3 separate regions of the Homo sapiens genome follow, and regions 1 and 2 are each linked to region 3. A link is a loop called in an ENCODE intact Hi-C map of the cell type or tissue named here. Cell type or tissue: heart left ventricle. All regions are shown on one strand. Each heading gives the region's core, and the rest is flanking DNA. Links, peaks and the distances in the headings are about the cores only.

The links. Hi-C counts contacts between places; a loop is a spot of excess contacts. Peaks named below come from ENCODE experiments on the same cell type or tissue, not always from the same donor. Only the 100,000 strongest peaks of a DNase experiment are listed, where the experiment ranks them.
Region 1: a loop joins it to region 3, with 3 times the contacts of the local background. A loop is called at or near these places in 4 of 110 quality-filtered maps.
Region 2: a loop joins it to region 3, with 2.3 times the contacts of the local background. A loop is called at or near these places in 4 of 110 quality-filtered maps.

Annotation. Positions count from the first base shown.
Region 1 is chr6:13,300,403-13,305,465 of GRCh38, forward strand. It overlaps TBC1D7-LOC100130357 (TBC1D7-LOC100130357 readthrough), which reads right to left. Exons shown (of 9, transcript NM_001318809.2): 8 at 4,660-4,785. The coding sequence ends at 4,699. TBC1D7 (TBC1 domain family member 7) reads right to left here. Exons shown (of 8, transcript NM_016495.6): 8 at 4,549-4,785. The coding sequence ends at 4,699. Among named protein-coding and RNA genes, the nearest start is that of TBC1D7, 26 kb to the right of the region's middle. RefSeq lists an enhancer at 2,699-2,748. In heart left ventricle, for the core only: no CTCF peak of the experiment used is centred there; a DNase peak (open chromatin) is centred at 3,519; H3K4me3 peaks cover 959 bases; H3K27ac peaks cover 1,620 bases.
Region 2 is chr6:13,289,025-13,299,392 of GRCh38, forward strand. The region is part of intron 8 of TBC1D7-LOC100130357 (TBC1D7-LOC100130357 readthrough); the gene reads right to left. LOC100130357 (a long non-coding RNA gene) reads right to left here and starts at 6,562. Exons shown (of 5, transcript NR_160971.1): 1 at 6,462-6,562; 2 at 6,251-6,364; 3 at 5,772-5,874. In heart left ventricle, for the core only: no CTCF peak of the experiment used is centred there; no DNase peak of the experiment used is centred there.
Region 3 is chr6:12,905,399-12,915,766 of GRCh38, forward strand. All of the region lies in intron 4 of PHACTR1 (phosphatase and actin regulator 1), which reads left to right. Among named protein-coding and RNA genes, the nearest start is that of PHACTR1, 190 kb to the left of the region's middle. In heart left ventricle, for the core only: a CTCF peak has its summit at 6,149; no DNase peak of the experiment used is centred there.

The DNA.
Region 1 (5,063 bases), core at 2,564-5,063, 390 kb after region 3:
AGCCCTCCCTCTTTAGGTTCTCAGCCTCACCCCTGCATCCTATAATAAAATCTCCTTTAAGCAAGCGTGCTTCAGAACAACTCTATTACTTGTCAATGGAGGCGTCTTAATGCTGAACCAGGCCTTCCCATATTCAACAAATATTCATGAAGAGCCCACGTGGGCTAGGAGATGTGCTTGACACTGGGGGAACGAAAAAAAGAATAAGTCATTACCACTAACCTCAAAGAGGTCACATAAATCTGGGACGTAAACAGATCATTCTAAACCAATGTATTAGTCTCAATGTTTGTCTTCCCCTAAAATGTGTGTGCTGAAATCCTAGCCCCCAGGGTGATGGTATTTGGAGGTGGGGCCTTTGGAAGGTGGTGAGGTCTTGGGGTGGTTCCTCATGCATGGGATTAGGACGCTTGTAACGGGCTGAAAGAGCAGAGTTCATTCCTTCCACCAGGACACAGCAGGAAGGCACCATCTATGAACCACACAGAGGGCCCTCGCCAGACACTGAATCTGCCAGTGCCTCGGGTGTGCTAAAGGCAGCCCCTGGCTTCAAGAATCTTGCATCTTAGAGGGAAACCACATGGAACACTTAATAAAAGTTCAAGACAACCGAACAAGAGACTTCCAAACAATTATTGCTAAATGAGTGGTCCCTGAAATGTTACAGAAGCTCAGAGTTAGGAAAATGCACTTTGAGCTTGGCAGTTAACAAATTTTCAGAGAAGGCAGAGCTGAGTTAGGCCTCCAAGCATACGGTAGATTCAAACAGAGACAGTGCCTAGCCACACTCTTGCAAATGATGCTCTTGAAAATATTAAATATCCAGAGTTCCATGCTTCTAAAAGTGCTTTCACAGCCAACTCATGTGATGCTCACAAGCACGCTGGGGAGGGAGGGATGTCACAGAATCACTGTTTGATGATGGGGAAACCAAGACACAGACTGAGTGATTGGCTTGGTTTGCAAAACTAGTGAGTGGGGCAGATGCTCATGCCCCCTGCCCGGTCCAAGGCTCTTCCTGTCACCTCTTCCATTACTAAGTGAAGGGGACACAGAATCACACATCTCACAGCAATTCTACCCTTCCTCTGGAGCTTCTGGACAGACTCAGTCCACCTTCTCCCTGGTGTGGCAGCACAGGAGTTGAGAGTTTCTACTAAAGATGTCTGGAACAAAACATCTATCTGTTAAATATGTCTTCCCTGCATGCTTGTACACTCCGAGAGGGCAGATACCATGTCTTGTTCAGCAATTAAGCTCAGTACCTGGCCCATAATTAAGACTGTATTCACATATATTTTGTGATTGAATGAAAACAAATAAAAAGACAAATGAACCAAACATATCGGTCAGAGGAGGGAGAAACGGGAGGTGGGAATGCAGGCCCACTGCGGTATAGCGTGCAGCCACCTGATGTTTAGGAGTGAATCTTCCAAAGCTTCTCCTCTTTGCTGCCCCCCTCTCAAATCTTCTTAGTATTATGTCCAGAGGGCAGGCAGAAGCAGGGAAAAGAGAGATGCTAAAATGTCCAGCAAGCACCAGCTTGCTACTTATTAAGACTCTAGGAAAGGATGATGGAGAAGACCAGGAAGTGACTCTGTGATAAAGCCAGTGCTTAGCGTGAGCTCTGGCAGTCCCGAGTGCCTGCCATGTAAGTTCCTGGTAAACTGCAAAGGAAAACCTCAGTATTAGGTATGAGTTGGAGATGTGAACCTTAAGCGCTTGCTATGACATTCAATTTGGAGTTGTGCTTAGGATGAGCTTCTAGGATTCTTGTGTGTCCTTCTCTGATGACATTCTCCAACTCCCTTTGTCATTGTCCTGGAGTAAAATCAGCCCCTGGGAGGGGGCTCCCCTTATGGGGAGTTATCACCTCATCTAGAAACTGTCCACTCACTTTTTAACCTCCCCAAGGCAAGGCTGACAGAGGGACCAAAGTGGAAAGGGCGACTGGTCGGGAAAGCCATGAAAGGCCAGCACCCCCACCGTGGTCCCCCAGAAATCACTACCACCCTCTGTTCTCCACACCGCCATCCATCACCCCTCCCTCCTACTCAAACTGGTGCCAGCTCTGGAGGAACATCAGCTGATCTAGGAGCCACGGCTTGTGCCAAGAGCCACGGACAGTTTCATTTGGCACACAGTCTCAAGGAGAAACGGCTCTTTGTTTTCACCAACAGAGGAGATGCCACCAACTCCTGCTCCCCAAATTCCCACACTCCTTTCCCTCTCTGTCAAGGGCAGAGGAAAGCACCTTCTGGCCCTTCTAGACCCAAAACACCCAGCTAAAGACAAAGGCTGCTGACCTTATGTGACCCGGGCAGATTCACTGTCCACACCCCACACCCCTCACCAGGCTCCCCAAAGGCTGCCTTGGCTGGAGAACTTGGGATGTCACTCTGCTGCTTACGGTCACAGAGCTCGAGCAGGCGCTGTCACTTGGGCCATGTGAGCCAGTGACTCATTTTAGGATCTGGTCCTGGGCATCTAAGCTCTTTGCTTACCCTCCTCATCCCCACTGGCTTCCCTCCAGGTTCTTCATTTTCAGACAGAAAACACCAAAACCTTGAGTCACCATAGGGACGTGATAACCACATGACAGGAAACTTATGCAATTCAAGACAGGGCAAGTGCCTGTCATACCCAGAGCTACAGTGCAAGAAGGTCCTCGGAGCTCCTTCAGCGCATCATATGATTTCAGTGTTGCCTCATAATTTTCAGGCGAACTTTCCATTAACAAAGAAAGTGCTTCATTCTCATGAACCCTGACCTCATTTCCTGAAACAGCCTTGACACACAAGCCTGTGTACACACAATCCTCTACACAATTATACCTCGACGCAATCCATCCATTCGATTTGTCAGCAGGCCAAAGCCACACCCCCAACACACACACACTCTCCAACCTTCCTCGGCCTTCCTTTCTCCTGGCCAAGAGGACTGAGATCTTCTCTCATCTGTGTTTAAGGCAAATCTCTAGACGGGAAAGAGCAGAAACTAAATTTGATCATGTTAAATTCCAGCTTTCCAAGGGCGAGGAAGAATCTCACATTTTAGCCGCAATAGTCTGTGACAGGAACCGTGGGTTGTAATATATGAAGGAAAAATTCTGCAGTATCCTGACAAAATGTTTTGAAGAAAAGGCATATGGATGTATTTTTATCAGGAACTGCGCTCCTCACCCAAGACAGCAGGCACAAACATTTTCAAAACACTCAGCTCTCAGCAAAGTGAAATTCTGCTATGAAGCGAAACTGGATGCTCATCCTCTCCATCCACCACTTTCTCAGGATGGGCCTTAAAAAAATCATTCCGCCAATCAGTGTTTTAATAAAAACTCTCAGATTGACTAACTTCAAGAAAAAATCGCCGCCCCACACCCTACAGCCAGAAAGGTTTTACCAAACTGGGTTTGACAGAATATACTTGCAGAATATTTATTTTTAGATCTCTCAGCAGTACAGTAAGAGTCTTTCGTTTCAGATCAGCTGGCCTCCAGCCAAAGCAGCGAAGTCAGAGGAACTTCAGCCCCTAAGCCTTCCTGCTCCCTAAGAGTACCAGCGCTCCTGCCTGGCTCCGGCATAAATGGTTGGCAATAAGTCATTTTTTATTAAAATTTTAACTCTAGGCAGCAATTTTGCTTTAAAAGGTTTTTCTTTGGAGTGCATTTTTATTTTAAAAAATTAAATACTCTTGGATATGTTAGTATTCAGAAGCAGCAGATTTCAACAGCTCACACTTTCTCTGAACTTTTTTTCAACAGATATTTCACACACTAAGGAGGGCCTGAATTCTCAGAATTGTACCTCTATAAGTTCATAGCTGCCCTCGTCTTTTAGGGGGTGGGTGGAAAATCCAACTCACCACTCAGGCTCTTGCAGGTCTGAAGGCTAAACCGGTGTGAAACAAAGGGTCCCCTTTCACTCACTACTCCCAAAGCCGGGAACTATCCAGTGAAGAGTGGCCATGCCATTTACGTGGCACAAGGTGGCCCAGGGGTGATGAGCTGTTCACCTTCACCGGCCATTTCTCTCACTGCTTTAGTGCGTGGCACAGTGCACCCTAACATCCCACATTTAACACCCCATCAAGAAAAATGTGAGTGCAGCAAAATATCCAACAAGTACTTGCTCCTAGGAGCAATTCAAACACATTTTGTTCAATAATGGTTTCATTCCAACTGGCCCAAAGAGAAAAAAGAGTAAGGAATTGTTTAAAGCCTGTTTAGCAAGATGAAGCCTCAGAAGGCAGTTGGCTTGGATTTAAACACGTATTGCATCAACAAAAGCCAAATCTGAGGTGTCAACAAAAGGAAGTCACTCTTATTCTAGAAACAGACCTTGAAAGTAACTAGCTTGGTGCTAATTAGAGACAGGCAGGGCAGGCTTAGTTATGCACTGCTGGTTAACACACCCACTCACCCTGACTAAACCGCTTTAAAATCAGGGAGCTATTTTCTAACAACCCTTTTGAAATGCTATTCAGAGATGAACTTTACATTTCTATGTAACTGCAAGATGCTGCTCGCCAACACAGCAACACCAGGCATTTCAATTAAATAATTTTATTGGGGGAAAAAAACCACTTTGAGCACCAAAGCAAGAAAAGTGTATTATTCAATCAGTTTCCCAGATCACATGCCAAGAACACAATGCTCACTGTGGTGCCTGGCAGACGGTCCACAACCAGCGGGTGCGTTCAGCTTGAATGGACCGGGGTCCCACAGTGTTTGTGCCACAAGTCAATGGCCTTGCTCACGATCGCGTCTGAGCTGTCCTGGGGAATCTGTGGGCAAGCAAATCAGTCTTTGTGAAATTTCAGTGTTGACAACTTCAGTGTCTTCCCTCATTCGCTGTGGCATGAAATCCACTTCCATGGGAGTTTGCACTGTTTTTCAGAAAGTGACAGCATAAAAGACTTGCGTCACATGCTACCTGAGGACATGAAAGGGCTCCAGTGTCAGCCTGCCTGGGTTCAAATCCTGCACTGCTCACTAACTGTGCACCCCCGGGCAGGTTACCTAAGCTACCTGGGTTTCAGATCCCCATCTCTAAAATGGGGGA
Region 2 (10,368 bases), core at 4,862-7,361, 380 kb after region 3:
GGACTTGCCTGCCGGCCAGGCTTTGAGTCTGAACTTCCTCTAACTGCAGCTGGGCTCCTGGCACACGCGGTGCCCTGGCATGATGGTCCTCCCTGGCCAGGAGCGAGTCCTAAGGAAATTCATTCCATTGACCGGACTCCTCCCATGATAGGCCCATGGCTTCTCTGCTGGCCTTAGTTCTTGGCCCTTCAGATTCCCTGGGGATATAAGGCCCAAGCGGATCTCCCTGCAGCCAGCCAGCAGACAGCCCAGGGTTTCCGCCCAAAGTGCCCTCATGTTGCAGTCCACTTTGTGCATGGAAGATATTGAACACAATTTCCACTGCTCTTCCTGCAGGGCCTCCTTTCCAGCAGTCACTTGCTCAGACTGAGGGGTGCACCTCCCCTGCCATTGACAGGTCCTGCGCCTTCAGGATGGGCTATTTCAAGCCCGTTTTAAGTGGCTCTTACACAGGCTCAGCAACCTCTGTGGCCTGCAGGATGGGCCTTCTGCTGTCTCTTTCCTTTCTTAAAACCTTAAGGTCTTTCTAGAGACCTATTCAATTTTCTTTTTTTTTTTTTTTCACTACAATGTCATGACAACTGCAGCAATTTGTGTTACTTTCCAAGATGACAATTTGACATTAATTAAGGGAAAAAATAAAAAGGTGAGCTAGATGACTTAAAATGCATCTCTTTTTTGAAAAAGCTGTAGCTGGCAAGTCAAAGTTTATTTTATGTGTGTAAATTCCCAGTTGAGCATTTTTTTCATTTGGATTAGCGTGAGAGGAAAAATGTGAAATGTCTCAAATCAAATGCTTCCTTCTAAAGATTAGACATTGCCCAACCCTGCCCCCGCCCCCAATCAATCAGTGACAGAAGAGACCGCCATCAGCCAACTAGCTTTTTTTAAATGGCTGATATATTCATCTCTAAAGGCCCTCAAAGCACTGTAAAACTTTTAAAACTTTAGCCTTTATGTCAGATTAGAGAAACCAAACAATGTGACGGTACATGTGATGAAAAGCTCTGGGTTTATTTTTCTCCCGCTTATGAACATGTATTTTTATTTGCCGAATGAAAATCGTGGTGTGTTGCTTTGATGAATGGAATTTCAGGCTCTCCCTGTGCACAGCCGGTGGGCAAAGGTCACCTTAAATGACTTTTTCTCCCTATCTGTCTGTTAATCCCCAGACCGGTTGCATTTTCCAGTTGCTTCCTGGGTGTCTGTACATAGTTTGTCTTTGTATAGGAGTGAGTGTGGTGACCGTCAATCCCCTAATCTCCCAGGTTCTAATTTAACAGATGATGGCTGTATGAGGAAAACGATGTAAATAGAGAATACAAATTAAACTGGATCTCTGTGGCCTAGGTTTTGTACATACAGAAACTGCATGGTATTTAAATTATTGTTTGTCTCTGATGATGTATGCAGTTTCTTTAAAAACAAACCAAAAAAAAGTAAAAAAAAAAAAAAAAAAATTCTTGACTCTTGTGTGTTTTGTTATCAACCAGCAGCAGAAACCACCAAAAATGCTTTGACTGGGAAAGGGAGGTTGCAGGAATGGGAGAGGTCAGCTCATCTGCAAAATACATAGTGAGAGTGAGTGGACATACGGGACAACCGCATGTCTCCTCTGGTATTATTGGGGGAAGGAAGTATTGTAGCACATACATTAACTTTCTAGAAGACTTTTGTGTACTAGGATTTTTTTCCTCAACTTTTTTTTTTTTTTGAGACTGAGTCTTGCTCCGTCGCCAGGCTGGAGTGCAGTGGCGCAATCCTGGCTCACTGCAACCTCCGCCTCCTGGGTTCAAGAGATTCTCCTGCCTCAGCCTCCCAAGTAGCTGGTATTACAGGCACGCGCCACCATGCCTGGCTAATTTTTGTATTTTTAGTAGAGATGGGGTTTCACCATGTTTGTCAGGATGGTCTTGGTCTTGACCTCATTATCCGCCCACCTCAGCCTCCCAAAGTGCTGGGATCACAGGCGTGAGCCACTGCGTCCGGCCTTCCTCAACATTTTTATAAGAATATCTAAAATGTCAACTGTCCTTTTAACGATCTGGGAAGGCTGGAGATCTTGGCTCACTGCAACCTCCGCCTCCCTGGTTCAAGTGATTCTACTGCCTCAGCCTCCCGGGTAGCTGTGACTAGAGGTGTGCACCACCACACCTGGCTATTTTTTTTTTTTTTTTTTTTGCATTTTATTTTTAGTAGAAACAGGGTTTCACCATGTTGGCCAGGCTGGTCTCAAACTCCTGGCCTCAGGCGATCCACCCTCCTCGGCCTCCCAAAATGCTGAGATTACAGGTGTGAGCCACCGTGCCTGGCCTCTATCTCCGTTCTTGAGAAGCCTGAGTATTTGATGTATAAAGCAAAGAACTGCATTGCATAACCTTCTGGTTACTACTTGTCTTTGAAGGCTTTCAGCGGAAGCAGAGGGGCTGCATTTTAGGTGGGGGACGTTGCTGGGTAGCATATCCTTCGTCCAGCAGCGTAGAAAGGCTGTTCTGGTAAAGGGCAACCTCGTGCCGTGCTGCTCAAACCACCTTGCCTAGGAATCACCTGGGGGTCTCGTTAACATGCAAGTACTGAGCCAGCAGGTCTGAACAGGGCCTGGGAGTCTGCATTTCTAATAAGCTCTCAGGGCCTGCTGATGCTGCTGGTCCAGGAATCCCACTTCTGAGTCTCAAAGGCTGGGAGAAGAATCCCCAAAGGGAGCCACCTCTCCTTTGCCTGAGATCTCTGAGTGCCCCCATGTACTGCTCATATCTTTGCTGGGAAGCAGCAGTGAAGCCCTCCTGGATGTTCAGGTCCTGCAGTATTTGCATCAGAGTATCTGTGCCCAGAGCTCTCACCTGTGCAGCCAGGGGGCCCCTGGAGCAGCAGTGGCTATGACAGAAGGGGCAAGTACTTTACAAAAAGGTTTTCATATTTCAAAAATCCATCAGTTTCTCTTTCTTTCTGTCCTTGCAGAGCTTTTTTTTTTTTTTTTTGAGACACAGTCTTGCTCTGTCTCCTAGGCTGGAGTGCCGTGGAATGATCTCAGCTCACTGCAACCTCTGCCTCCTGGGTTCAAGCGATTCTCCTGCCTCAGCCTCTTGAGCAGCTGAGATTACAGGTGCCCACCACCACGCCTGGCTAACTTTTGTATTTTAGTAGAGAGAGGGTTTCACCATGTTGGTCAGGCAGGTCTTGAACTCCTGACCTCGTGATCTGCCCGCCTCGGTCTCCCAATGTGCTAGGATTACAGGCGTGAGCCACTGCGCCCGGCCGCTCTCTGACTTTTGATAAATTAATCTGAGAACTTGATTGCAAGTTTTAGGGCAGTGAAAGGACAAGAAAGAAACAGCTTTGATAAAACTCCTAGCAGACTGCCTGGCAAGAGGGAAGGAAACTGGCCATAATCCTGCTACGGAGGGAGCCCTTTCCCAAGGAAACAAAGGTTGTGGCTACACATTCTCTCTCTGCAGGAAGGGGCAGCCTGGTGTGTCTATCGCATCTGTTTATCTGGGCCTCAATTTCCTCATATGGAAAACAGAGACAGTGAATTAGATGTTCCTAATATTCTTTGGAGCATCAACTTGTCCATGATTTGGGAATACTGGCATTTTTAAAACATTCAACTTAGTTATTAAGAAAGAGTTAACTTTAAAGCAAGTCCGGCTGAGGCCTGTCTCTAACAGTTTAGATTCCTCTCCTTCAGGTCACCACAAATCTGCCATCTGTCCCTGCAGTCCCTCCCTGCCATGCACTGCCCTCCTGGAGAGCTGGGTGGCCCTGGGACCTACCCTCCCAAGTGCCTTCATGGGGCCTCATCCCGAAGCCGCCATCAATCAGGTTATCTGACATCCTTCTGCCTCTCCCTGCCCTTGGGCAAAACACCCTGGAGTGCTCTTGGGTCTTGATGGGTGATGTCTACGACACAATGCTTTGTCCCCTACAGCATCGCAGGTTTGAGGGTGCTCTGCGGATGTAGCTACTTAACCTGTTAAGCCAAAGGACACGTTTGACTTGTTTGACTCGGCAAACGCTCCCTGGCTCACTCTCCACAGGTCCTAAGTGATCTCCTCCACGGGTGTGGCTTCAGATGACTCCCTGTCTATGGCTGTAGCTCAGATCTGTCCCAAGCCCCTGGCCCAGGTTTTCTAAAAAGCAGCAGGGTATCGTAGAGTGTCCTGCAACTTGGATGGAGCTAGAGGCCATTATTCTAAGTGAAGCAACACAGGAGTGGAAAACCAAGTATCGTATGTTCTCACTCATAAGTGGGAGCTAAGCTATGAGGACACAAAGGCCTAAAAATGAGATAATGGACTTTGGGGACTCAGAAGGGGGAGGGTGGGAGGAGGGTAGGAATGAAAAATTACACATTAGGTACAATGTACACTACTCAGGTGATGGGAGCACTAACATCTCAGAATAAACTACTATATATTTTATCCATGTAACAAAAAGTCACTTGTGAGGCCGGACACAGTGGCTCACACCTGTAATCCCAACACTTTGGGAGGCCGAGGCAGGTGGCTCACCTGAGGTCAGGAGTTCGAGACCAGCTTCGCCAACATGGTGAAACCCCATCTCTACTAAAAATAGAAAAAATTAGCTGTGTGTGGTGGTGGGTGCCTGTAATCCCAGCTACTTGGGAGGCTGAGGCAGGAGAATCACTTGAACCCGGGAGGGAGAGGTTACAGTGAGCTGAGATCGTGCCACTGCACTCCAGCCTGGGCAACAAGAGCAAAACTCTGTCTCCAAAAAATAATAAAAAGCCACTTGTACCCCAAAAGCTATTGAAACATAAATAAATAATAAAATAAAATACAGATATACTAATTTTTGAAAAAGGTTCTCCCACCTGGATGACGGCAGCCATGATCTTTCTGCCTGTGGCCTCAGCATCCAGTCCTGCCATGAGAGTCATGTCTCCCAACTCAGATGGGCTCACCCCACCCTCCCTCTTGGTACCTGCCTCCACTGTCTTACCCATCAAGCCCCACTCTGCAGTGTGGCATCCGTAGTGACAGTGTGGCCCTTGCTCACTTCCGCCAGCCTCACCTCCTGTCCCCTGCTACATCACTCTGCTCAGGCTTCCCAAGCAGACCCTTCTGGTGCGTGTGACCTGGGAGTCCTGTGAGGGATGCTATTGATGTGGCCATGTTGTGGTGACCACCTCAGGGACAATCAGGGTTTAACAAGGGCCCTCGGGCACTGAGCAACTAAGCTTTCCTGAAAGGAGTCCAAGAGAGGTCTCATGTAGGCAACCTTGGAACTCAATGAGAAGCATACAAAGAAAAAAAAAGTATGAACAAATAGCTGTCTCTTCTGACACCTGGCAGGTGGCGGCCCTGATTTCTAACTCTGGCTACCTGGTCACTTGATCCCTACCAACAGCACCACTAACAGCTCCCACACAGTAAACACTTACCGTACCCCAGGCACTCTGTTAGGCCATCTTCATGCACCATTTTCTTTAACCCTTACGACACCTTGGTCACCGATGAGGAAACTCAGGTCCCCAAACAACAACGTGGGCAAAGTCACACAGATGGTAAGTGGCGGAGGGGCTTCCAAACCCAGGTCTGCCTGACTCTAAGGCAATGCCCTTAACCTCCCTGCTACGCTGACGTGTCGTGGCTTTCCCTCTACCTTCTTGAGTTCACACTTCCTCAGCATCCATCCAGTTATCCCATTTGCCTGTCTTGAGTGATTACATAGTTTTCTGACACTGAGGATCACAGACGGAAAGATCATGGACTGCCTCCAAGCCCCGGCTTCCAGCTCCTCCCTCTCACCTCTCATGCACAACTTTGTCTGTGATTAAGCTGAGTCTCCCGCTTCTCCACTCCGTGGGGACCTCCCACAAGCATTTGACAGTCAGCCAACATTTATGCCTTCCTGCAAGGGAAGCAGAAGTCACGAATGAGGCACTTGTACAGTGTGGGTCCTACCTAGAGCTGTTGCAAAGGCAGGAAGAGAAGGGCATGCTACCTAATGAGAGAGAAGAACACCAGACACTTCATCGTGTGTGAGCGTCCAGTCCCTTACCTAGAGGCTATTTTCTGGGGGGGAAAAGGGTTCTGCTCCTAATCAAATAATGCTCTCCACATTTCATAATAGGGAGCCATGATCATCCACTATTTCCATGGGCAACACTGCAGAGGAAGGCAAAGGGCTCTCATTAATTAAACTAATGAATTCATCTGCAGGAGACAGGAAGAGTAAACCACGGAAACAGAATTGACTAATTCTTCTTCCGTTAAGATGCATCTACCCTGAGCCAGAATTCCAGAACTGGTTCCCCTCCTCATCCATGATGAAGACGCTGCGGCTCATGTGGTCACAAAGGCTTGGTGTTTCCTATGTGGAGATACCATTGCTGTTCTACCTTTAATCAACAAAACAAAACAAAACAAAAACGAGAAAGAGAAATGGTAGAGGGAGGGAGGAAAATGCTGTCTGTTCCTTAATCACCAATCACCAACCTGGAGTGGTCACTGACACCTTGTCCAGTGTGGCAGGGGGGTCCCTGGGGTCCATGGTCCTGGGGTCCATTCAGAGCCCCCACCCAGAAGAGGACAAGCCAGTCTTCAGCTACACAGGTAAAAAAACACTTCACACATGGATTGAACTTCTTATCTCAGACAGTCCTGACCAGGGACGGCATCAGAGTAAAGGCTTTGGTCTCACGCAGCAACCCTGTGGCCAGTCCCCGCAGTGTGGCAGGCCTGCCACTGTGCGACCGAGGCCGTCATGCATGAAGCACATCTGGGGCTTTATGGCTCAACACCTGAGCCTCCTGGAAGGCCTTGGCCGCCTCACTGAAGCCCCAGCGTACCGGCTCTGCAAGGCCCTGGGGTTAAAATAGCAAAAATGCCATCTGGCAAGAGGCTGGCTTTGTTCAGACTGTGTGCTGCGTTGTCGCTGGGGTGGTGGGGACATTTTCCAAGCCACCATTAGAATATGAGCTGTCACCTGGGCGAGCCCCACTCCCCCATGCCCCCAGCCCGCTCGTCAGCATCCACGCAATCATGGCAGGAGCCCCTGTGGCAGCTGAGCCACCTTGGGTTTTCCTCAATTCCATCTCACTGACTTGGTGATGACAGCCCCAAAGCAGGCAGGACAAATCCCCTCTTTCTTCCTAGAAAAGTACCTGAAATAACACGCTCATTGTTAGACTCCAGGAGTTGGTGCTGAGGAAGGGTCCTTGGGGCTGGGACACGGAGAACAGCCACCGGTCACTGTAGACCCTTTTGTCCTGGCTGCCTTTCCCCTCTATTGGCACATGTTCCTTTTCCATCAAAAATTTAGTTACAATTATTTTTTTAAAATAAGAAGACCAGAAAGAACACACAGGGCTGACTGCCTTTTGTAGGACAAAACTCGAACAGGGAAATTTAACTTGCGTGTAACATGCACACCCAGACGACCTTATTTCAATCATACCCAATTTTAAAATCCAGGAACCGGCCACAGTAAGGAAAGGCAGGCATGTTTCAGGCTGTCCAGCAGCTGGGCAGAAAAACGGAGACCCACTGGGCCAAACAGTGAGAGGCTCCAATTGAGCCATCCTAGTTCAGGTCTCCCTAGTGACCCCCCTCTGTGCGGGGAGGTAAGTGCGTCTCTTGATATTTTTAGTTCACTGTAAAGACATGGTTTTTGCCCTCCAGGAATCAGCTAGCTATGCATGAGCGGAAACCCTGCAGGTGCCGAACGTAACTGATTGGAGTGGGGAGGAGGGGAAGGACAAAGAGTGACAGCTTCAGGTTTGGAGAGTAGTTGAGTGATATTAGAAGCAAAAAGCATCTCTGATTTGGACAGCAGAGGTGTGCACAGTTCTGCTGTGGTTTCAATCTTACTATAGGCCCCAGTCAACAGGACAGCACAAATGCTCTTTTTTTGACCGGACATTCGGCTGGCTCAGAGCAAGTAGCGGGGTAGAGTCACTTAGATTTCAGCAGCAAAGCTGTGCGGGGAGGCAAGATGCTGCCTGGGCTGCCTCCCCGGCCTCAGCATCATGCCTAGGTGGAGGAAGACGCCAAGGCAGGTTTCTTGAGCCCAGTGGAAAGCTGCTTGTGCTGCCCCCAGCTCCCTCCCAACAAAACCAAAGGCCATTCATGCTAAAAGGGTCACTTAGTCCAAACCTTCTGGTCACAACAGAGGAAGGTGCTCTGCTGCCCTCAGCACACCAAGGGGGGACACCCCTAAAGAAAGCACTAGAAGGTGGGGTGCAGTGGCTCATGCCTGTAATCTCAGCATTTTGGGAGGCCGAGGTGGGTGAATCTCTTGAACCCAGGAGTTCGAGACCAGCCTGGGCAACATGACGAAACCCCATCTCTACAAAAAATGCAAAAAACTAGCTGGGCATGTGTCTGTAGTCCCAGCTACCAGCTACCGGGGAAGCTGAGGTGGGAGGATCACCTGAGCCCAGGAGCTCGAGGCTGCAGTGAGCTGTGATTACACCATTGCACTCCAGCCTGGGTGACACAGTGAGACCCTATCTCAAAAAGAATTTTTTTAAAGCAAGCAAGGACTAGAAGCTGCACTGCTGCCAGCACCCAAGCTTCACCCCACGGGGCCCCTCCTTGCTGCATTAGCACTGGCCACTGCATCACATCCCCACACCATCATCCTGAGACACCCCTGCCCCCAGCACCAGCGGAATGAGTTTTGCACCCCAGCACTGTGCTGGTCACTTTCATCTCTCATCCCCGTTTTACAGATGAAGGGGCTGAGGCCAAGAAAAAACAGTCACACAGTTAGTAGCAGAGATGAGCAAAGAACTCTCAATCCAGTTCCCTTGACCCTATACCACTAGTGAATCCCAGAAAGGGCAGTCAGAAAGATGATGGTTTTAGACATAGATTTAAACCCATATCTGCCTTGCTAATCTGCATCTGCTCTGGTGGTGTCAGTTAGCATTAGGTCTAACAGTCTTCACATAACCAAAAACTCAAATAATAGTGGCTGAAACAAATCGGGATTTTTTAAAATGTAAAGGCAGTCTGGAATGAAGCAGAAAAGAGCGTGTGTGGTAGTGACACCATCAATGTGTAGCTCTATTTTTCGGCCCCACCATCCTTATCATGTGGCTTCCATTCTTGATGTTGCCCCACATTCCAAGATAGCTGCTGAAGCTCCTGCCATTATGGATGTGTTCCACGCAGAAAGTAAGAGGAAATACCAGGAAGAGGAAATTTACCTGCCAGCTGAATAAATTCTCTTTAAAAACCTTTTCTGGAAGTCCTACCTAATGACTTTACCTTCCATCTTATTGGCCATTCCTTTCAGCAAGAGGGCCTGGGGAATAAGGTATGTTAACACACTCCTGCCTCAAATAAAATTGGGGTGTCGTTAGTAAGGAAGAGAGAGGATGAAGAATGAGTAGGCAACTATAAGGTAGTTGGTAGTTGGTGAGCTGCCACAGAGCTGTCCTTGGTAATGAGCTGATTTGTAATACGGTTAGAGTGACACCACTTCCTAGCATGGAAAGGGAACAATTTGTGGAAAACATTCACATTTCAGTATCAAGATTTTATTCCAGGTTTGATAAACTATTCCAGTGATTTATAAACTTTAGCAATAGCTTAGAAACGAGGTCAGACTAGCTTAAAAATGAGAAAAAGGCACAGGCAAGTGGCATATTTCTTTCTTTTGCAATCAGCATTAAACCTGTCATCATTAGGTGAAATCTACATTCCCTGGGCCCTTGCTACTCAAACTGTGGTCCCCCTGGACAAGCAGCATCAGCATCATCACGGAACTTGTTAGAAATGCAGAAAGCCAGACCCACCCCAGACCTACAGACAGAATCTGCAGTTCACCAAGACCCCAGGGGCTCCCAAGGCACATTCAAGTTTAAGAAGCCCTGTTCCAACGCAATGCCCTAAAGAGTCTGCAATGGGCCTCCACTCTCCTAAAAACCTCTTCTCAGGAAGCAGTGTGCTCTGGGACTCTTAGTCTTTGGTGAGACTCTGCATCACAGCGCCACTCTCTGAGGAGAATGCACATTAAAACACTTGTAGAACTATAATACCTAACATTTACCAACTTCTGTGCCAGACACTGGTCTAAGGATTTCACGTCTGTTTCTGTAGCTCATCCTTCTAACCACTCTGTGAAGTGGGAGCTCGTACTCTCATCCCCTCCCCTGGGGTACAAATAAGGACATGGTGCTGAGTTACCCAGCCAGCCAGCCAGCAATAGGTCCAAGCAGATGCTGCCTCTCTCGAATGTTTTGCCCAGATGGAGAGATTTTAAGGCTCAGAGAAAGATGGGTCAGTGTTTCCGAATGAGGGAGCAGCTTGGTGAAATACACTCTGGACAGGCAGCGGGGATGACTGGGTTCCAGAGCTTGCTCAGCTACTGGGACCTTGTATAAATAACTCACTA
Region 3 (10,368 bases), core at 4,623-7,122:
TCCCATACTATGTGTCTAATCAGCAGCCATATATTCATTTAAGTACAAAATTTGTCGAACACATCCTATATGCTAGGAACTGTGCTATTCTTCTGGGGTCCAGAACTGAGGGTGACACGGTCTTTGCTGTCATTTCCGGTCTAGTGAAGGAGATAGAGGAGAGTGACAGTTCTATGTGACAGACAGCAGGAGAGGGATAACTAAAACAGGCTCAGGAGGGAGAGGGCATGACAGCACATCCAGAGAAGGTGATGACAAGGAATTAACCAGGCAGAGAAGAGAGGTCCAAAGACAGGATTTTGGTGGCTTGAGTGAGGAGTATTTGCCAGTTTCATGTAACAACCATAAATTCATATTGCTTTATATTTAACTTATCAGTTTAAGTCAGTGGGCACCTTTTATACATTTAAGATGATATTAGGATAGTAGGGGCTTAGAATATTCCTACGTGGCAACATCTCATTAATTAAATTTCCTGGGATGTATGTGTGACAGTGTCCCAACATAGCATAGTAAAGAGGTTGAATGAATAACTTTTAGTATTGCTTCTAACTATTTTAAAGTTCTAGAACAGAAGTGGAATGGTTTTGCAAGTTGCCTTTCTCTCACTTTATTTCTGCTTTTCTATTTATGTAATAGACTAATTAAGGCACATTTTGTGTGTCTGTCATTGTCTATATATGAGATAGTCAGATTCATGGAAATGTCACTTGTGGTCTGAGTGTAAAATGAAATCTCTGGTAGTTGGCCTATTGACAGCTCTGGTTTTCACCAGTTAGAATGACTTAAAAATATATTACTTCTTATGCTCAGTGGCATTCGACTATAGAATTACTGCAATCTAGGGATTTGGGAGGGATATCAAAACATTTCAGAATTGATACTTGGCTTACAATACATATAAATTATGTGTTTCTATTTTCTCATTTCCTATGATCATAGAGCTAGAGTGCTCAAGGGGTCAGCCTTTTCTCCCTCCAAAAACCTCATGTTTAAAGATGCTTTCAGAGCTTTCAATGAAAAGTGCTCTTGATAATAAACTAAAATATTTCCTTCTCTCAGATCATCTGTATGTTTTTAGCTTTGAGAACTAAAAAGCACTATTCAATGCAGAGTATGAAATCAGTCAGTATTCTCTCCTTTAAAATCCAAAATTAACTAAAAATAAATAAATACATAAAAGGAGAATTTTTTGGCTCTAGGGATAGTACTAGCTCAGGCAAGGATGAACACAGACCCTTAAGTGTCATCATGACCCTTTCTATGTGTCTCCATCTCTTGGTTCTGTTGTCTTCGTTTTCTAGCAGGATCTTTCTACACAGAGGAAACTGAATACACTTCATGACCTTTGAATGGGAAACCCACTCTCAGTGAAGCTTTCCAGTCCCCCAAAAGAACTCCAATTGGCTCTGGTTGGGTCACGTGTCCACTCTGGATCAATGATTACATTTAGAGAAATTAGGCTTTCTGATTGACACTTGGCTCGACCACTGTGATTGGACAGCACACTTGAAGGATGGACCCATCAGAACCACATGAAGAGGCACAGAGTAGTTCCCTGAGAAAGGAATTGAGGCAGATAAACTAAGAGTTGGCCAATACTGGTAATCATGTTATTATAAGGTTTCTCTATTTCCTCCTTCAAATTTTTAATATTTCCACTAGATAAAAATGAAGATCTAATTTAAAATATTAACTAGATTCTATAGTTGGCATTTCCTCTTTTTAAAGTCCTTTCAGCTACTGACATATTTCCCTTCAATGAACAATTGGCTTTTTCCGTTACATTACAAAATTCTCTTTGGTTAGTCAACTGTCTGGGCAACTCTTAGAAGCTCATATTACTAGTGCATCAGAAAAATAATTATAGTTTAAAGTAGAAATAAGTTAACCAAACCTAATCAGCTTGAGGTTTTTATTTCTCCAGAGAACCAGATAAGGGAAGAAGGAGAGAAGTTTGAAAATCATGAGCAATTTCACTTATGTGCTCTCCACTATATAAGACTTCTATGAATAGTTGCTAGTGTCTTTTATTTCTATGTAGTTATTGCAATTTGAAAGCATTCATTTCCACTCAAGGAGCCTCTAACAAGGTAGAACTACTTGTGGAGGTCATTTTGATCTAAGGTTGGTCCTCAGTTTTGAAGATCTAGAAATTTCATTAATTTTTCCCCAGTACATTCAAACATGATCACTGTCTCCAAATCAGCCTGGTACCAAATTCACAGAAGGAACCTGGACATCTTTCTTGAAGAAGAAGGAGTGGGTACTAATTCAGGATATTAGAAGAGTAGAACCATAGTCTAGGTTGGAGTTTGTGAGGGCCTCTATACACCAGAGGCAAAGGGGTTAAATAAGAGAGATGAGAGTGGAAGGTGTTAAGAAGATAGAATTGGGATGGCTTGGTCACTATTAAAGTTTGTGAGCTTTCAAGAAAGATGTCCAGGTTCCTTCCATGAGTTTTGTTCTACCTTGTTAGAGGCTCCTTGAGGCCTTTTCTTACGATGCAGAGTGGTAGTATAATGGAACATCAATGTCATGTTTTAATTATTATTTCACAATATAAAAAGACAACCTGTGTGTCCATCTATGTGATTCTTGAATAATTCCCACAAAATCTCCAGCTTAGCCTATGTAGCTGTGAGACATTCACCAACTAACTCAAGAGACAGCTTATTCTTTTTTTGAACAGTTGACATTTAGGGATGTTCTTCTTTATATTGATCTAATATCTATCTCACTATGCCTTCCATCCATCAACCAAGAATCGCACCTGGGCCTGGTAGAACAAGCCCAAATCCTTTCTCATAGGACAACCCTTCAAATTCTTCAAGATCGTTATCGAGTTCCCCTTCATCTTTGCTTCTCCAGACCAAACTTTTCCTGTTTTACTTTATGAGTTTATGTAAAGAAAATAAACCGAAATTAAAAATAGAATTGGACAATAATATGGAGACTGCCTATTATAGATGAAGCAGTGAGCTCAGTCCCAGGGATAAATAGGATGGAAAGCTTGGTGGCTGTCCCTAACGCATTCACAGTCTAGTGAAGAAGCCAGTGCATACGTGGAAAGAATAATAAAATGTGCTAAGTGCAGTTGCAGAGATTTAAAAAAAAAAAAGGGTGCTGTGCAAATATGATGGAGGAGACAATTCTGCCTGCAGCAGTCAAGGAATGTCTGGCAAAGGAGGTGAAGTGTGAGCTGAATCTTGAAAGGCAGATAAGAATGGGGCAGGTGACTATGGCATGGAGCTGGGTGGGGAAGTGGGGCCAGCCTCTGTGTGGTCCTCCACAAAGAGGGAGCACAGGCACATGCAAAGGTTAAGAACAGTGTGCTCATGGAACTGCAGGTCAGCCGGGTGCTGGATGCCCAAGCGGTAGGAGGAACAGGAGGAAGGAGATGACCCATGGCAGGCAGGAAGCCGCACATCTCCTTGTAGGTCCTTGTAGGTTTGCTTGACAACATGAGAACCGCTTTCCTGCTAGCCATAAAGAACCACTGGATGATTTTAAGCCTAGAAATGATACCGTCAAATTTCAATTTAGCAAAATGCATCAGGTGGCTGCATAGAGAGAAGAAGATGGCATGAGGAGACGGTGGGGGGAAACAGAAATGATCAGTGCATAGCAGTACTTAGGCAATGGAGGTGGAGAGGCAAGGTGAGGACCCACATTGTCACAGAGGTGAAGTCTCCAGGACTCCTCAGTACTTGAGTGGATGTGAGTGAAACAAATGGTCAGGAAGATTAAAAACAAAATTTTTTTTCTTAAAGACTCCAACTTTTTCAGTCATTTCATGTCATACTCTTGCCCATCTCCCCACCATTTGGTTACATGTTGATGGAAACTAGTGACCCTTCTCCCACAATTTCACTGCAACCTATTCTTCCTTGTGGTGCAGTGATCTTGCAATAATAACGATGTCACTATTTACATTGTGGTGCCGTCTTAAACTGCAATTAATTCACAGTTCCAGGCTATTAGGAACTATTGTCATAACAGCTATGGCTTCCTTTATCTGCAAATGCTGAGTTGTGAGATGTATAATTATATGCGGGAGTAATTGGTTTTAAATTTATTTTTGTAATTACACTAATTGAACATGGATGTGAATTTAAAAATATGAAGGGCATGGCATCGAGCCGGATGCGGTGTCTTCATAAGAGGTAGATGAAAGAAATGATTGTTATGAGTAGGTGAAAACAACCTTGCTCATTTGTAAAAGTGCAGTGTAAATACAATGGCCCATGTATCCCCTCCAGGTTGAATGCCAGTGTAGTACAGTTGCCAAGTGGAGTCTTCATGAGAGTTCATTTGAAACTGGACCAATGCCTAAATCAAGGGGAGAGCATCCTGGCTGCTGCTGTGACTTAAGATCGGCAGCATTCCCTTGGACCTCCCCCATGAATATTTGAAATTTCCCTAGAAGACATGCCCAGTAGCGTCTAAGCTCACCACTCTTGCATACCCAGGGCTTACGATTCCCACTATTCTTCAACTTCTAACAAACAACCATTGGTGATCTCTCCAAGCCCCACATTCGAAGATCCCAGTTGCCTTCAGTATCTGTCCAGCCCTGCCCTGGCAAACTCCGCAGCCTTCGCCTGGTGGTGGCAGTGAGTTCTAGAGAACAGAGCTGCTTAATCTCCCTTGGCTCAGCTCCTTTATATGAGCCCATCTGCTCTTCAATTCTGTGTAGATCAGAGCCAAGTCCAGGCTTTGTATAAAACACTTGGGGCCCCAGACCAGCCAAGAGGGAGGAGTAGGCAGGTTTTCTGCTGCACATCTTCCTAGACGAGCTCTACTGTATAAGCTGATAGACCAAGGATTATATCAGGCCCTTTAGTGTATCTATCAGCAGCAATGTGCCATAACCACTGAAACTCTAATAATGGCCCCCCAGGATGCATTTGTCTCCCACTTGCCAGTTCATGTCTTATAAAACCTTAGGTGTCTAGTGATAGGTGTCCAAGCATAATCGTAGGAGGATACCAGGCCAATGAGAATTGGCAGACTCATGCACTAACAAAATGCATATAGTACTTGTTTTGAAAAATAGGAAAAGAAAATCTGCTTGATCAAATTCTTTTTTTCTCTAGGAAAATGTATTGCTAAGAAAAACAAACAGGCTTTACCAAGTGAAAATAAATACCTTCAACTTTTTCCTCTTTAAGTAAATTAGGAAACAGTAACCAAGGATCCAGTTGCAGCTTTGTTCATCAGCACCATGAGCACGTACATATTATTATTGACAGAAGTCCCCTTTTGTCAGTAATAGCCGCCGTCTACTGGATGCCCACTATGAGCAGGCCATTCTCTAATCTTCCACATAGTCATGAAGATGGGCATTTTCCCATTTTGCAGATGAGAAAACTAAGGTGCAAAGACAGGTTAAGTGGCAAAGCCTGGATCTGAATCAGATCTGGCTGGCTCTGCTGCACTATGGCAGTTCAGCAAGTGAGTCTCTGGGAACCTTAGAGATGGGAAGATGGGACATGTACACATAGAACTGTGGCGCATGGTGTCATGTGGCAGGCATCCCAAGGGTGGCAAAGTGGCATAGGAGCTCAGAGGGAAACACCATTTCTGACTGGCATGAAAGCTCAGTTTGGCTGGCAAAGGGGCTGCATGGAGATGGTGAGGAACAGTCCCCAAGGTGTCCAATCACAACCTCACAAACAGTTTGCAAGCCAATCCCCTACAACACTTAACAAAGCTGTGCAAAACTGGTGCTCAGGAAATCCCTGTTGACTTAGAAGGCTCACTACCTTTCATTTCCTGACTTCCCATGTTGTGGATTCTGCCTAGCCATAGATCTCATGGCCATATGTGATTTCCAAACTCTTTGTAGGTTCGTTTCAATTTTCTGTGTTTCTTCTAGTTTCTGCAGAAATCGACATTGGGGGCTTTGTGTTTCAGAAATCAACATTGGGGTTTTGTGTCTTCCAAAAAAAAAGAAAGAAAGAGAATTAGAATATATATCACACCATATCTTACTTTGGAAAAGAATCCCCAGAGGAAAATACACTTTTAAAAATATTGCATATCCTTTATCTTAGCTGGTGAGAAAGTCTAGCTTTTCTGTGAACTTGCCAGAGAGCTGGTAAGTAAAAACAATTTCTGAATAAAATGCTTGCAATACTGAGGTGTCTGCTAGAGGGCAACATATGTTAAATAATAATGTGGCTGTTTTTCTGCAGGATGGCACAAAGATTATCTAGTTCAAAAGCAAAGTCCAGAGCCTATGATACTCAAATGATTTTTTGTTTAAAAAAAAAATCCAGGGTGACCGCTGGCGTCTCAGCTGAAAACCAGCAGCCTTTGCAGTTTTGCTATCTTTCAGGGGGTTTATAATGGATACATTTATAAGTGCCTTTGTACCCTTTCCAAAGAGCTTTACAAAATAATCTCATTGTCATTTAAAGTAGCTAAGTCTTCTCCACCACCAACTGTGAAATCCTCTCCAGAAAGCTCTATTAACTTTATTACCTGAAAACAAATCAATCAAAGAGGAAGGTGAAAGGAAAATACATCATTTAGGACAGAGAGACATGTGATGAGTGTTGTACCTCAAAGCTGCATTTTATTTATTTATTTGTTTGTTTGTTTATTTATTTGAGACGGAATCTCGCTCTGTCACCCAGGCTGGAGTGCAGTGGTGAGATCTCGGCTCACTGCAACCTCCGCCTCCCAGGTTCAAGTGATTCTCCGGCCTCAGCCTCTCGAGTAGCTGGAATTACAGGCATGCACCACCATGCCTGGCTAATTTTTTTGTATTTTTAATAGAGACGGGATTTTGCCATGTTGGCCAGGCTGGTCTTGAACTCCTGACCTCAGGTGATCCACCCACCTTGTCCTCCCAAAGTGCTGGGATTACAGGCATGAGCCACCGTGCTTGGCCCAAAACAGCATTTAATCTCAAGAGCAGACAAGGGTAGGCCCCCAGGGGACCCTATTTGTAACACTAATCAGAGGGCCTATGTTGGTAATTTTTTCCATTATCTGTGGTGCCCACATCATGTTATCCAAAGAGAGACTCCGTTGTCCAGTTTTGAAAAGGTTTTTCTGGCTGGTAATTTTAGTGCATACCTCTAAAGTGAAGCTATGCTTGGTATAAAAGTAAACATGCAAGGGATGTAGATGTTACTCACGTTGGGCCTGTTTCCCCCATGCCTTCCACTCCCCCACCCTGATAGCATACCTTTGCTGAGGAATAGGTTTGTTTCATCCTCATTTATCTAAGAAATGAAGGTTCTAAAAAATTGGCTTGTAGGCTGGGCGCAATGGCTCATGCCTGTAATCCCATCACTTTGGGAGGCTGAGGCAGGCAGATTGCTTGAGCCCAGGAGTTCGAAATTAGCCAGGGCAATATGGCAAAACCCCATCTCTACTAAAAATACAAAAAATTAGCCAGGTGTGGTGGTGCGTGCCTGTAGCCCCAGCTACTCAAGAGGCTGAGGTGGGAGGATCACCTGAGCCCCAGAGGCCAAGGCTGCAGTGAGCTGAGATTATGCCACTGCACTCCAGCCTGGGCAACTGGAATGAGACCCTGTCTCAAAACAAACAAACAAAAACCTGGCTTTTAAAGCCATCATAAATATATTTTGTAGGAGGGATTTGTCATGCCTGAAAAAGCTTCATACCTGTTCCCCTATCTCCCAGCATGCATACTTTAGCAATATCCGATCAGAAACCAAGTTTCCTACAGAAAAACCCAAGGTAGACATACAACCAAAACATTTTAAATTGTTCCCATCTGATAAAAGCACAAAGGATGATGTCTCCTTGGAAAGAGATCATGCAGAATATGGAACAGCACTGGCTCCAGAGGTCATCAGGTGACTAGCCTGTGAGGCTAGGCTGTCAGGCAAATTGGCCGTGAGCTCTCACTGTGTCCCAAGAGCACTTAAAATGTCAAAACCTTCACTCAAATTTTAGCACACAAAGTCCCACGACCCCGTTGCTGCAAATCCAAAGAGCCATATGACAGTTAGGCACTGGGCAACCTTGAACTTGGTAGGACTGATTAAACGCTAACAGCTTCCATCTGAGACCATGTCTCCCCAGGAAATGTCCGAATGGATAAAACTGTTCTCAAATCATATAGGGGCTCCCAGCTGACTCCAGAGGCCCACCCTGCATGCTCTCTAGTACGAGAGAACTCCTTAGAGGTGGGATGATTTTTCTGGTATCCTTATCAAACTCCAGCTCTGGAGTAGCATAATGCATCGCACATTTATCTCAGCCCCTCTCAAAATCAGAGAGGATCTCAGGGCCTCAAATCCTGAGAGGTCTGATGATTTTTGTGGCCCAGAATCATCAGCAGCTGAGCTGCAAACCTTTGGGCATGTTTCATGATGAAGAAGAGGAAGCGATATCCCAGGTGTTCCTGAATAACAAACACGTCACTGTTCACAAACAGGAGGTGGTCACAGAGGTGACCTGTTTACACCCTACTCATTTTTGACACTTTTGAAGATGTTGTTTCTGGGAACAACCTGAAGCAGACTCTGAAGACACTCAATTCCACTGAGTGGTCTGAGACAACTTCTTTTCTTTTCTTTTTCTTTTTTTGTTTTTTTGTTTTTTGATAAGGAGTCTTGCTGTGTTGCCAGGCTGGAGTGCAGTGGCGCAATTTCAGCTTACTGCTACCTCCGCCTCCCAGATTCAAGCAATTCTCCTGCCTCAGCCTCCCAGGTAGCTGGGATTACAGGCACAAGCCTCCCAGGTAGCTGGGATTACAAGCACATGCCACCATGCCCAGCTAATTTTTGTATTTGTAGTAGAGACGGGGTTTCACCATGTTGGCCAGGATGGTCTCAATCTCTTGACCTTGTGATCTGCCTGCCTCAGCCTCCCAAAGTGCTGGGATTACAGATATGAGCCACTGCTCCCAACAGAGGCAACTTCTTCTTCCAGCTTCTGCTAGGTCTCCTCCTACCTCTGAGTCTGCTCCTTCTCACCTCTTTTGCTGGCTCCTTCACTCTGCCTAGTCCTTAAACTTGGGGAATCCTAAGGATTCCATTCTTGACCTCGCTTAGCTCTGAAACTGTATGTCCGCACTTCACTTCAGCTACTATAGATGCGCTGAAGACATCTGTATCACCAACCTGAGTTCTACATTCTTGCCCTAATCACTTATTTGATTTCTCCGCCTGGAGGTCCTACACACACCTTAAATGTAGCAATTGCAAATATGAATTCATTCTCTTTACCACCAAAAGATTTTCCTCCTTCTCAGTCTCAATAAGGACCACCATCCACTCAGTTGCTCTCTCAGGGGGAGCAATCAGGAGACAGAAATCACACGGTCAACTGAAAAAAAGGAACAATATTAAAAAAAATCATTAAACTATGACAGTGGAGTAACTATAAAGAGGACTCTTAAGGGCAGTCTAGAGCTAAGGAAAAGTAGGCAAGTCAGGACAAATTTGGAACTGGGACCCCTCCTAAGGACTGAGGTTCAGGTCCACTGGAGAAAGTGTCCTTGAAGTCCACTGGATGATGGAGAATTTGGCTGAGTTGTCCACACCAGAGCTGATCAACAGTCACTCGGCAGCAGGAACTGGCCCTCTGTGATGAAGGTGAGCCTAGGTTGATGGGCAGTTCACAAGGGAGTTGGAGCTCAAGTCCTGGAGTATGTCTTGTCTGCATAAAGACGGCTTCAGCAATGTGATGCCAGGGCAAGCCAGAGCAGTGAGGTGACCAAGGGACTGCATATTCTGGGTGTGCAGCTGGGGAGCCTTTGGATGTCCACACACACACACATCTGCACCACCAGAGTGAGAGCAAGAAAATGCAAAACTCAGCATCAAAACCAGGAGGAGCCAGGGGCAGTGGCTCACGCCTGTAATCCCAGCATTTTGGGAGGCCAAGGCAGGTGGATCACTTTGAGCTCAGGAGTTCGAGATTAGCCTGGGCAACATGGCAAAACCCTGTCTCTACTAAAAATACAAAAATCAGTAGGGCAAGGTGATGTGCACCTGTAATCTCAGATACTTGGGAGGCTGAGGCAGGAGAATCGCTTGAACCCAGGAGGCAGAGGTTGCACTGGGCTGAGATCACTCCACTGCACTCCAGCCTGGGTGATAGAGTGAAACTCTCTCTCAAAAAAAAAAAAAAGAAAAAAAAAAAAAACAGGAGGAGAAGTGCCCTTCTTCCTGCAATGTCCCTCCAGTACCCTCCATGGACATAGTAGAAGAGAAATGCTTAGAGTCCAGTTTACTATCACAGAGCAGGTACTAAGAGGTGAATTTGGAGCTGAGCTATAATAAATCTGACCAGCACAGTTGCCCAAACTAAACTCCTTCCTACTCACTCCTCATAGTTAGTTGCCAAATCTTGCTAACAACTTAGCAGATAAATGTC